2 separate regions of the Homo sapiens genome follow, and region 2 is linked to region 1. Evidence: chromatin contacts called from ENCODE Hi-C or POLR2A ChIA-PET data. All regions are on one chromosome and are shown on one strand. Each heading gives the region's core, a stretch centred on a gene start or an enhancer-like site at or near the end of the contact. The rest is flanking DNA. Distances are from core to core; before and after follow the strand shown.

Region 1 (5,974 bases), core at 2,043-4,542:
AAGCCCTGGGGGAAATGGCTTTCCGTCTGTACACACATTCTTCCCTATTGCCTGTAATCTACCTACCCGTTCGCTAACTTCCTCAACTTACAAGATACTTTTCCCCCCCATATCCCTGATACTTTTTGCTAAAATCTAAAAACAAGCCTGTGGTTTTACAGTGGTAAAATAACCATGTTTCTTAAACAATGTCAGCTCCCCAGGCTATTTTTTAGGCATTATTAGGGCAGTCATTTCTTTTTTTCTCCAAAGTACCTGTCCATAAGACGGATAGAACCATTTGGTCCTACTTCTCAAGGTAATACTAGAAATGGTTCAAAAAAGTGCCAGAACATGATGGTTATATCACAGTTTTCACCCAACAATAGCAGGCTGTATCCCAGTATCTCCTTGAAAGGTCAGATGACAAAAACCATTAGGTTTTGACGATCATTTGCCCAGCCCTATCTGTCCTGTACTTCAATGTATACATTTTCATGTGCAGATTTCATTACTCCTTTCCCCCAGTGCTTCTCATCGCATTCATCCCCGGGGTTCCAGCAGCTGAATCTCTGCAGTGACTCAGCAGAGAGCCCCGGGAGGGGCGGCCAGAGCGGCAAATGGGGAGGCTTCCCCGCCGCTGCTCAGGGAAAGTGGGGGGTTAAAAAACGAGGCTATCGACCAACATACTCCACTCCTGGACACCCCCCTCCACACCCTCCTCCTCTTACTCCAAGAAAGCAAAGAGGCAACCTCTCAGGGGGCCATTTTTTGTCTTATTACCTCAGTAAAAATGCCCCCATGAACTTTTAGGATTTTTAGAAGTGAAGCAACCTAGCCGTCAGTAGGCAAAATGGGTTAAGCAAACATTTTTTGGCCAAAATCCCAACTATTTGATGAGCCATGAGCGGAGACAATAAGCAAACTCCAGTAACAAACTTTCCAAAAATTTCTGAGCCTTGATTTCTTCATCTTGTAAACAGAAAAACACACTCCCGTAATAATACCACCCAACCTGCCGCCCACCTGATGGCGTCGCCGCGAGACGAACCACTTTGAAAACCCGCGAAACCAAGGTGAACAATCCCTGCGCAACATGACAGTTTGGTCACATCGCCGTTCTCACTCGCGCTTGTTACTGAAATCTGAAAAATACTTAAGGCGGCTGACGGGCACTGCGAGTTCTAGTCACTGCGGTGACTCCCGCCACCGTGATACCTGGGTCTTGAAATCCTAAGCTGCACCGCGGCGATCTCGGCACTGCGATTATCCCGTTCTTGAAATCCTAAGGTGCGCCACGGAGACACCGGGGTTCTAAAAATCCTACATCGCACCAGGGCGATGCTGGGGCCTATCCTTTAAGTCGCACCAGAGCGATGCTGGGGTTCTAAAAATCCTACATCGCACCAGGGCTTTGCCGGGATCTATAAATCCTAAATCGCGCCACGGCAACGGCGGAGTCTAAGAATCCTGAATCGCACCAGAGGGAAGCCGGAGTCTAAATATCCTAAATCAAACCAGGGCGATGCTGGGGGTTAGAAATCCTAAATCATGCTGCAGCAATGACTGAGTATAAAAATCCTAAATCGCACCAGGGTGATGCCAGGATCTAAAAATCCCAATTCGCATCAGGGTGAGACCAGGGTCATTATGGATCCTAAGTCATATCAAGATGACGCTGGGGTCCAGAAATCCTAAATCTCACCACGACGATCCCGGGGTCTAGAAATCCTAACCCAAGGAGGTCCCGCGTTCTGAACATTCCATTGCGGGCAGGAGTGACACCCCCTCCTCAAGTAGGCAGAGCGGGCGCGGAATGCGTGCCGCCTGTCGGTAGAGTTTTCGCCCAGAGGCAGCCCCAGCTCGGACACGGGCACACAGTCCTCCGCTCGCCTGCGCCCTAGTCCCAGGGCCGCCAGCCACACCCCCTCGTTCCCACCGCACACTCACCTGCGGAGGCGATCTCGGCGCACCATGGCCGCGTTATCCCATGCCGCCCGCCGCAGCGTTGCAGAGCACCGGGCGCCGCAGAGCCCGCAGCCGTGCAGAGCTGGCCAGCAGCGGGGGCGCAGCCCGCAGCCCACAGCCCGCGCAGGGCGGCGCCGCGCCGGGCAGCTACAGCCACTCCGGCGTGCGCTGCGGCACTGCGCTTGCGAGGCGCAGCTGCCGCAGAGGAGGTGCCGGGGTGTGCTGGTTGCCGCGGCAGCGCGGAGCGAGTGGGCACCGACTTTTAGAGCCCACCCGCGCCCCGCCCCTAGCCCGCCCATCGCCGCAGAACCCCTACCGCCTGCTCCCTTGCTCGCCGCAGAGCCCCTCCCAGCCGCTCTACCACCGCCATGGCCACAAAGATGGGGTGCCCCTCTAACAGTGGCTCCTTTAGGGGGCACCTTCAGGGGTGTCGAGCCCCCTCCCCAAGACCCCGCTGCTCCCTCGTTAACCGCCAACCCTGAGCCCGAGATTCTGCTGCAGAAACCCTCCCCTGATGAGTTAAGGCCACGGGCAAAAACAGCAGACCCCTGAGTGCCCCAACTCTTTCCTTAGACCACCCACAAACCCCACAGGCCGCCCACAAACCCCACAGGCTGCCCACAAGCCCCACAGGAGGATGGCCGCTCGAACTAAGGGGCAGCAGGGCTCTGGGGTGCCGGCCGTGGCGCCTGCTCCCATCCCTCGTTCGAAGCGTGGGTACTGAACCGTGAGAGGTGGCGAGCCACGAGGGCCCTATGCGCCCTAAGCTTAACTACCGGTAACCACCAAGGGCACGAGCAAGCGGCTAGGGAGCAACAAGCTCTGTTGGACCCACCACCAAGCTAGTAAACAGATTCATGGGATGGCCACTATGGCCAAAGTTGCACAAAGTCCGGTTTCTCCCGCTCCAGCCACCGCCGCTGCGCGGGGCAGGTTTCCTTTACAGCAGCGCGACGTGGTCAGCATGCCAGACGCCTGGCCACAGCAGCGCCCTCGCAGCCCCGCTCGCTGCATGCGCCGGTCCGCGCTGCACAGAACAGTGGGCACAATTAGGAGAGCAAAGCCCCCTTTATTTACGTAAGATAGAATCACAATGCAAGGGCCCAGAGGCACAAGAAAGAGGGAGGAATTTTTCTAATCCATAATCCTTTAAAAGGCATCCCTTACGCCTTTGAAAAGTGTAGAGTATCACGAAGTGTCTGTGTTCATTTTCTGACCGTAAACTGAAATACTGGTGAACAAACGTGGGGTGCGAGCGGGTGAGCGGGGCGGCCGGCCGGTGCCCGCTGCATCCAGAGGGGGCGCTGCAGGCCTCCCTTCGGCTGCGCACGGCCCGGGCCCTCCGCGGCTCTGCAACTCTGCACCCCGAAAGGTTCGGTGCTGGACCGCGGGGCATCCAACCCGGGACCGGGGGCGACCCACGGACACTGAGGAAACTACCGCCTATAAGCCTATCATCAGAACCTCTGGCACAACACAGGTACACTTCTGCAGGGGTCTGGTTGCCCCCAGAAAAAGCACTCATGAAACAAATGCTGATTTAGCACCTACAGGGCACTAAGAACCGGGGGTGCGAAATAAATGAGAAATAGCCCCGGCCCGAAAACAACACACGGGCCATCTGGAGGGGAAGACAGACAAGAACTGCCACTTTGTAAAATTTTCCTTTTAATTTCCTAGCGACGTTTGTGGCAGTTGACCCACTCCTCCCTAACGTGTAAGGCCCTCAGAGGCAGAGCCCAAGTATTATTCACCTTTTGTAGCCCCAGAGCCCGCCACGGTGCCGGCCACAAAGCTGGCCCCTAATAAATACTGCTTGAATGAGTACAAGAATTTGAGGGCGCACAGGGGAGGAAGTAATTAAGGGGAGGGGCGAAGGGTGGTCTTGAATGATGAATAGACATTTACCAGAGAGACAAAGAACATTCCAGCCGGAGGGGACGGCTTTCGCAAAGCACCGGAGGCTCAGGGCCGCGTGTTTGGGGAAAACGGTTAGTCCTTTGAGCCGGCAAAAAATTAGGATAGCAAGAGAATTTCATCGTAGGGAATTAGGAATTTGTTCTAGAGAAAATGAGAAGCCACAGATGGATTTAAACTCTTTATGGCCTTAATTGGTTACTTAACAAAATTTAAATTAGTCTCTTTACAAGTCAAAGATTACCTATTTTAACTACCACTACCTTTTAAAGACTGAATTACTCTGCAAAATCTAAATCGGTTCTTCCAAAAAGGTAAAGGCTTTCCTATTTTAATAATAACAATAACAAAAGCCTTTGCATTATATATTTTTCATATTTATTGTTAATGGAAACTTTGAGTCCTACAAACAAATTCCACACTTTCATTCTCACCAGGCCAGAAACACCAGCATCCAAGATGAAGGCAATTTTCTGTTTATGGACTGAGTACCCCACAAAAGATCTTATTCTGAAGGCCATGGAACATGTCTACCCACATGGATCAAGTGGGCAGACTGGAGGAGAAACAGTTTAAAGGCCCTGGGGGAAGGAGGGAGCGCCAGGGAGAGCTCCTGAAGACAACAGGAATTCCAAGTCTGGCACTCGGGAGAAATCCTCCCTTCAGACATTATTGATGTCTGGCCGAGGAGTTAGGAAAAACTTCCTTGAAGGAGGGATTGAGGTTGAGATGGGCATGGAACCCAGATCTTAGGCAGAGAAAGCATATTCCTGTTTGGAAGAACCCTGAGTACAGAAGTCAGCTCAAAGATATCAGCTTGGCCCAACCAGGAATTCGCTGTGGGAAGTCTAAGAGAGAAAATGCTGGCCATAATCCCCCAGGAGCCAAAGAGTTAACGAATCTTCTAAATGTGCCTGATTTACTTCCAGAAAGGAGCTTCCTCCGCAGGGGGAGAATTTGACCCAAGGTATAAAACACTTGGAGCCCTGAGAAAACACACAGCCACACATAAATTCAAAGTCGGCTCTGGCTTGCTCGAAGTTGCACCCTTTCAGTTCCTCTGGACAGATGCTATCCTGGACTGTGCAGGATATCTCATGCAGTAGTACTCCCTCAGCCAGTGGCTTATCACACATTCTTGTCACATTCCAAGTCTAACACAGTTCCGCCTCATGATAAGACCTCAGATCTGTGCAAAAATTCATGTAGAAAGCTCTGCATTTATTATCTCGCTGATTCACAACAGTGGTATGGGATCAGCAGAGATGGTACCACAGATTCAAGAACCATATTTTTCTAACCCCAGTTTGAGACCCATAATATGACAAGTGCAGGATATTTATGGAGACAACAAGACACAACCGGGACTGCCACTTTCAAGAGCCATCATTGTAGATTCAAATCAACTAAAACACTTCATAATGGGAGAAACTTGGTTGAACAGGAGCACATGTTAACGAAGGGGTTTTGGTTGAGAAACTTACTGAATCAGTAAGACAGGACCCTTAAAAAGGCTACTGTGACTGCAGACTGAGGGGAAGTACCAAAAATAAGCTAATCCTACTCTATTATGCTGGTTAGAACTCACAGAAAGCATTTTATTCTGTTCTACAGAGCAGATACATATTGAAACAGAGACAAATAGGAATGTGTTCAGAGAAGGTCAACTAAATGAATTGCAAACTGAAGGTGTAACAGTTCTCGTATTTTAAGCTCCTACCATGAGCATGGATCTTCACCCAACATATCCCTGATCCTCACAGTAGCCTGGCTAGATGAGTATTTTCACTCACAGATTTCAGAGAGAGATACGGCAGCTCGGAACGCTAAGTGTTAGGATGTGAAGGGGCTGGGAACTGAACGCAGATGTGCCTGGCTCCAAAGTTGGCCTTCTTTCCACTACTCCACACTGCCTCCCTGTTTGAAATAGATGGGCATGTTTGGTTTGAAGAAAAGAAGCCTTGTGGAGTAAGTAGAAGAAGGAAATGTGTTAGCAGTCCTCAAATATTTGTGGAAGCAGCATTAGACATTTTATTCTGTATGGCTCCAATGAGTGCAAATTGTAGAGAAACAGATGTCGATTCAACATAAAGAATTTTCCAACATAGGG
Region 2 (5,974 bases), core at 1-2,500, 110 kb after region 1:
CTCATAGCTGATGCCGTGGGACTCCAGAAAGATCTTGACCGCCTGGATGCTGGGGAAGGGCACTCGGACGTCGATGGGGGAGCCAGGGTGGGCAGGCCCCCGCCAGAAGTCCAGCTGGGGAGGACAAGAGCCGGCACGGTCACAGCGGGCTGGGGGCACCAGCCAGGACAGCAGGCAGGGACAGGGCCTGCGTGGGAGGGGCTGTTGGTGCCAGAAGTTCTCATATAATTGGGGATAGGTCAGGGGTAATAGGGCCAGAGAAATACGGGGAAACCCTGGGGACTGGAGAGTCCAGTGTGGTCAGGGAAATGGCCCAGGAGCAGAGTGAGGGGCCTTTGAGACAGCAAGGCAGAGGGAGGAACTGGAAAGGGGCCCGGCCCCTTGCCCAGGTGCTCAAGGGCAGCAAGGCTCTGGAGCTGGGGGCTTGAAGTCGCTTCCTAACAGAGTCAATTCCATGTCTCCTTGTTGGGTGGAGACAGCCCAGGCACAGTTGGCCGCTGGGGACCTGGGGTGGCCCCAGCTGATACCCTGGGGCCTCAGAGAGCCCTTCTCCCCTCTTCTGACCTGCAGGTGCTCCAGGTCCTCCAGCTCCTTCACCTTCTGTACCTGGGCCTCATCGGCTACAGAGATTCGGAGCACCTGATGCCTGGGCAGAGTGGGAGTGGGGAGTGAGCACCCAAGCTGCACCTGCCCTGGCCACAAGCACTCCCCAGGTGCAGGAGGGAGGCAGCAGCCCAGAATCCCCAGACTGGGCCTCGTCCTCTGGGCTGGGCAGGGGACAGCACCAAGGGTCTCAACAAGGAGAGGCCTGGGCTCCCTCACCTCTTCTCTCCCCATCTTTAGAAACTTCTAGACGCTGTTACTATCTCAATCCCAGTTTGGACTATTTCTCTGTTCCAAGCCAGCCAGGCCTCCTCCTTTCTCCTCTCCTGAAAACTCCTCCTCAGAGCTCAGGTTTCTCCAGGGCTCAGGAGACTGTCTTGGGAGACACAACCTCTTCCCAACCCTGGTTGCTTATCTGCCAGCTGTCCCAGGTGGTGCCAGGCCATCCTCTCTGGCTGTGTTGCCATGTATCTGTCTGTCTGTCTCCTCTACTGGTTGGGGGCTGAGTCCTCCCCATCACCCTCAGAGGGCACCCCCTCCTCTCCACATCCCTACCCCACAAAGTCCTCCTTGCCAAAGACAGCCCCCAACAGGACACTCAACACCAGCAACCCCCGCATGCTGCTGCCGGGAGGGAAGGTCAGACTGAGGTCGAGACGGCCCCCTGGCTTTTAAACCCTCCCAGGACCGAGGACTCCTGGCTGCTCCCGAGGTCTGTTCTCCCCCAGCACCTGGGTCCTGTCCCACGGGGAGGCTGGGGTGGGAGTTCTGAGCTCTGACACCCTCTCACCCTCCATGATAAAGTGGCAGGGAACTGGGCAGCTGGAGAGATAAGCCAGAGCTCCACCCCCGACCATCTGGGGCCAGCGGGGCCTGAGGGTCAGCGGGGGCTCGAGGCCTCCTGGAGTCCCAGCCAGGACTCTGCCTGCCCACACCCTAAAGCTGCGGTTCTGTTTGCCCACTGGGTAGCGGAGAAGGAGCCAGGACTCCAAGCAGCCACTCCTGCTGGGGCCTCATTCCAGGCGTCTCCTTGTTCCGTGCTCCTGAGTGCCAGCCTTTCATTCCGGTGATCGAGCAAGTGGGGCTTCTGCCCTCTCTTGTCCCCAAGGCAGCTTCAGGCAGGCCCAGGCTCTCCCCCATTAGACCTGTGTGAAGCACAGATACCTGCGGAGTGCCGGACACCTCCTCCTCCCACGGACCCTGATGCCTTGGAGAGACCAGCAGGGTGGACTAACCTTTTGCGTCGGTTTGGCCTGTCACCACACCGGCTTTGTCCAGGCTGCCCCGGCCCTGTGCGGGGCAGTCCCTCTGTGGGACTTCCCAGCCCCCTCCTGCTGGCCTTAGGGTCCTGTGGGAGTCCAGCCCGGGCAGCAGCAGCAGGGTCAGGAGCCCAACCCTTGCCAGCATTTCCCTCCACCCCCACCAGTACAGGGCCCCGAGGTCGGGGTTGCCCTTCATGGGAACAGTAACCAGATGTCGTCTGAATAGCAAGTGTGGCGGGGGGAGCCAGGGCCAGACCCCTGTGAGGACTGCACAGTGTCCAGGAGAAACTGGAACCCACACAGGGGAATTCACTGGGTTCTGGATGCTGATCTCACCCTAGAGACAAATCCATCACAAATCCCACAAATCCATCCTCATTCACGGGCCCCCCAGGGCTTTCCCAGCACCATCTAGAGGCTCTGCTCTGTGTCAGGACCCCGACCTTGGGCACTGGTGAGAGCCATAGTGCCCGTTCTAGTTTCTATTCACTCCCACTGCCTCCTACCCTACCCCCTAGCTGGCCAACCCTCCCACACCAAGACAGAGTGACCCCCTTATATTTATCCACAACTATCTCCCAAACCTAACTCTAGGAAGGTGAGAAAGCCCTAAACCCGCTTTTAACAGATGTGGAGCCTATGCGGCAGCTCCTGCTCTCCCCTGTACAGCCTTGCTGGCCCCACCCGCCTCTGGCAGGGCTGCAGTGCTCCCTGGAGCTTCTTCTGGCTGCTTCCTGGCTCACCTGTCTGCTCCTTCTCTAAATGCTCACCCCTTTGTCGATGTATTCAATCAATACTTATTCTTCTGGGCCAAGTACTGTGCTCCACATGGACACGACACCCAATACAGATGTTCGCTGACCTCAGGGAGCTCACGGTCTAGGCGGGAAGACAGAAGTAACCAACTAACTTGTTGGTCCTCTAACAGGTCCTCCAAGAAGCTGTCACCAATAAGGGATTAGACGTGCAAAGGACTTTTGGGGACTGTTCTCCTCCCTGCAAGAGACCTAAACAGGGATGTGATGTGGTATGAAAAGTACCATGAGGGCTAAAAGGACACACACTATGGCACAAAGTCCAGGGAAGACTTTACCAAGAAGGTGACATTTGACCTAGGCCTTTTTTTTTTTTTTAAGACAAGTTCTTGCTCTGTCACCCAGGCTGTGGAGAGCAGTGGCACCATCATGGCTCACTGTAGGCTCAACCTCCTGGGCTTAAGCGGTCCTCCCACCTCAGCCTCCCGAGTAGCTGAGACTATAGGTGTGCACCACCACACTTGGCTAATTTTAAAATTTTTATTGTAGAGATGGAGTCTCACTATGTTGCTCAGGCTGGTCTTGAACTCCTGGGCTCATGCAACCCTCCCACCTTGGCCTCCCAAAGTGTTGGTTGGGATTATAGGCTTGAGCCCAGCTTAACTTAGGTCTTATGATAGGATTTTGCCAGGTGGGGAAGGGTGTTCATCACGCTATTTAGTGCTTGAACACAAACTTACATTGATTTCTTCTTCGTTGCTCCTAAAATGTTATTTTTGTCTCTCCATGGAGACTGTAAACTTCCTTAGCTGGGCGTGGTGGCGCCTGTAGTCCCAGCTACTTGGGAGGCTGGGACGGGAGGATCTCTTGAGCCTGGGAGTCCAAGGCTGCAGTTAGCCATGATTGCCCCAGGCTGGGCAACAGAGTGAGATCCCATCTCTCTAAAAAGTTAAAAAGGAAATTAAAACATTAAAAAAAAATTAAATTACCCCAGGCCAGGAGCCATGTCTTCCCTACTCCTCATTTCCTGGTGCCCCACAGAGTCCTCGGGCTTCTCTACCCTGCTCCCCATGGGGAAGGAAGGTTTTGTAGGGTCTTTATTTAGTTTGCATTATAAAAACAATATTTCTTTTTCTATTCCTAAATATGAAGCTGTCCTATAATTTTGAATCTCTTTTGCTCACACTACACATGTTGGGGGATGTTGGCTGGTTCTTGGGCCTTCTGTGAATTCCTTCCAGAAAAGACGACACCTCTGAAAAAGAGGGCGGCCTGGGGGAGAGGGTGCAGACTCACCAAGGGAGCCTCTTGTACCTCCAGCCAGCAATTTACGATGCCCAAGAGTCATATAATATATTTTTTTGCAAGGCTGGAAAGGATGAATTCGATGCTACAAGTTCAGCAGAAAGTGGGCAGCATCATGGCAGAGGAATTTGGGTCTCAGGTGCGGGCTAAGCCTCATGCTTCGGGCCCCTCCCGGCCACCTCAGGAAGCCAAAAATGTACCTCTTGGTAAAGGCCAATTTGCTGGAATGTAACCTAGGTCAGAGGGCCTTCCCACTCCATGTGATGGTTTCACATTGGTCCAAGCAAGGCAAGGGCAAACATGGAGGCCACTGGGCCGAGGGCTGGGTAAGTATAGCACCAGGACCTATCACCATGAGAAAGAAGCCACCAGGCTGGGATCTAGATTCAAGAATGAGTCACGGGCAAGTGCCAGAACGCAAACAGTGGGAGGCCTGCAGCAGCCACGCTGACTGTGGCCCACAGCATCCCTCCCTGTTTCTTCCCTGCTAAATAAACCAGATTGTATGTCGGCATCCGCCCCCAGAAACACTGCCATTGCCAGCTCAGGGACAAATTCTGACTGGTCTAAGACAATTGAAGAGATCTCATTGGCTTTTGCAAGTCACTGGTTTAAAGGTGGGCACATGACCCAGCTTTACCAATCAGACATGAGAGGAGGCCCGTGAGGAAGCTTCTAGAAAAGGTTGCCCCACTCCCCAAAAGAGGGCACCTTTTTCTGGATACTGTCAGGTCTGTTGCCTCACCTTCAGACTATATATGTATATATATATGTTTATGTATATGTTTAGGTCTATATATATATATAGGTCATATATATATGAAAGAATATACATTTCTTTTTTGTTAGTTGGAGTTTCTGTTGTTGAAAAAAGCATTCTAATTGATGCACCTATTAAGCTTTTAAAGTGTTTGTATTTTCAGAAAAGGGGACCAATTCTAGCCTATCAGAGCCTTTATGTAAAATGCAGAAAGGCACCTGTTTTGGTCCATGTTCACACTGCTGATAAAGATATACCTGAGACTGGGCAATTTACAAATGAAAGAGGTTTAATTAGACTTACAGTTCCACATGGCTGCAGAAGCCTCACAATCATGGCAGAAGGCAAGGAGGAGCAAGTCACATCTTACATGGATGGCAGCAGGCAAAGAGAGAGAGCTTGTGCAGGGAAACTCCCCTTTTTAAAAACCGTCAGATCTCATGAGACTTATTCACTATCACAAGAACAGCACAGGAAAGACCTGCCTCCATGATTCAATTACCTCCCACTGGGTCTATCCCATAACATGCAGGAATTCAAGATGAGATTTGGGTGGGGACACAGCCAGCCCATATCAGCACCCCTCCTTGTCTGGGCAGGTATAGTCCCTTTCTCTCTCAGCAGGATGACTTTGAGCAGTGCACAAACTGGACAACTATCCATGACAGGCCTGCTTCCAGAATATCCCCAAACATGGTAGACAGAGGCTCTAAGGCAATGCTCAGAAACCCCCAAAATGAAACTTAGAAAATGGATTGTCAAAGAAGCAAAAGGAGAACTGGTCCCCAGTATCCACGTTAGGGATCAATAGGGGACAGTGGAGAAAGATCCCTGTAGAGAACATGATGGGTGCTGTCAGAAGGGCCAGATGCAATAGCTAGATGAGACTTCAGCTGCCTCCCTTTGGCAGGTGTGTTCAGGGTTGGACATGACATGGTTGTGCACATGGAAGGGAAGTCTGAGAAACTGCAGCAGCCGAGTCAGGGACTGCAGTGTATACCTCTCATTACCCTGCCTGGTAGCCTCTTCCATCTGATAACAGGACCTCCATTTTCCCCTAGAGACCACTCCTTGCCCACTCTGAGGCCACATGATTCAGGTGGACTTAGACATCCCAGCCCAACCCCAGTTCTCTGGATGGGCCAATGAATTAATTTCTTCTTTTCCTCAATTCAAGTTGGTTTTCTGTTACATGTGACTGGGGACAGTGCACAGGTGATAAAAAGACATTCTCTAATTTCAGAAGAGAGCAAAATAAAACAGGAATACTTTCTAAGTGGTTTGCCGCA

Evidence for each region. Hi-C counts contacts between places; a loop is a spot of excess contacts on that map. ChIA-PET counts read pairs that join two places held with the same protein, here RNA polymerase II (POLR2A). Pooled maps may share reads with other maps.
Region 2: a loop to region 1 is called in a map of adrenal gland, with 2.2 times the contacts of the local background. The contact joins the promoter of CPA1 here to the promoter of MESTIT1 in region 1. A Hi-C loop is called at or near these places in 9 of 168 maps with a recorded cell type or tissue (Caco-2, GM12878, IMR-90 and 6 more), 4 of 37 single-sample maps with no recorded cell type and 9 of 50 pooled maps. POLR2A ChIA-PET finds 5 or more read pairs at or near these places in 3 of 52 experiments (A549, H1 and activated CD4-positive, alpha-beta T cell).

Annotation. Positions count from the first base shown.
Region 1 is chr7:130,488,295-130,494,268 of GRCh38, reverse strand. It overlaps MESTIT1 (MEST intronic transcript 1, antisense RNA), which reads left to right and starts at 3,292. Exons shown (of 2, transcript NR_004382.2): 1 at 3,292-3,427; 2 at 4,302-5,974. It overlaps MEST (mesoderm specific transcript), which reads right to left and starts at 2,184. Exons shown (of 12, transcript NM_002402.4): 1 at 1,930-2,184. The coding sequence starts at 1,955. RefSeq lists a silencer at 3,147-3,356.
Region 2 is chr7:130,375,770-130,381,743 of GRCh38, reverse strand. CPA1 (carboxypeptidase A1) reads right to left here and starts at 1,250. Exons shown (of 10, transcript NM_001868.4): 1 at 1,159-1,250; 2 at 565-646; 3 at 1-114. The coding sequence starts at 1,223. RefSeq lists an enhancer at 1,122-1,643.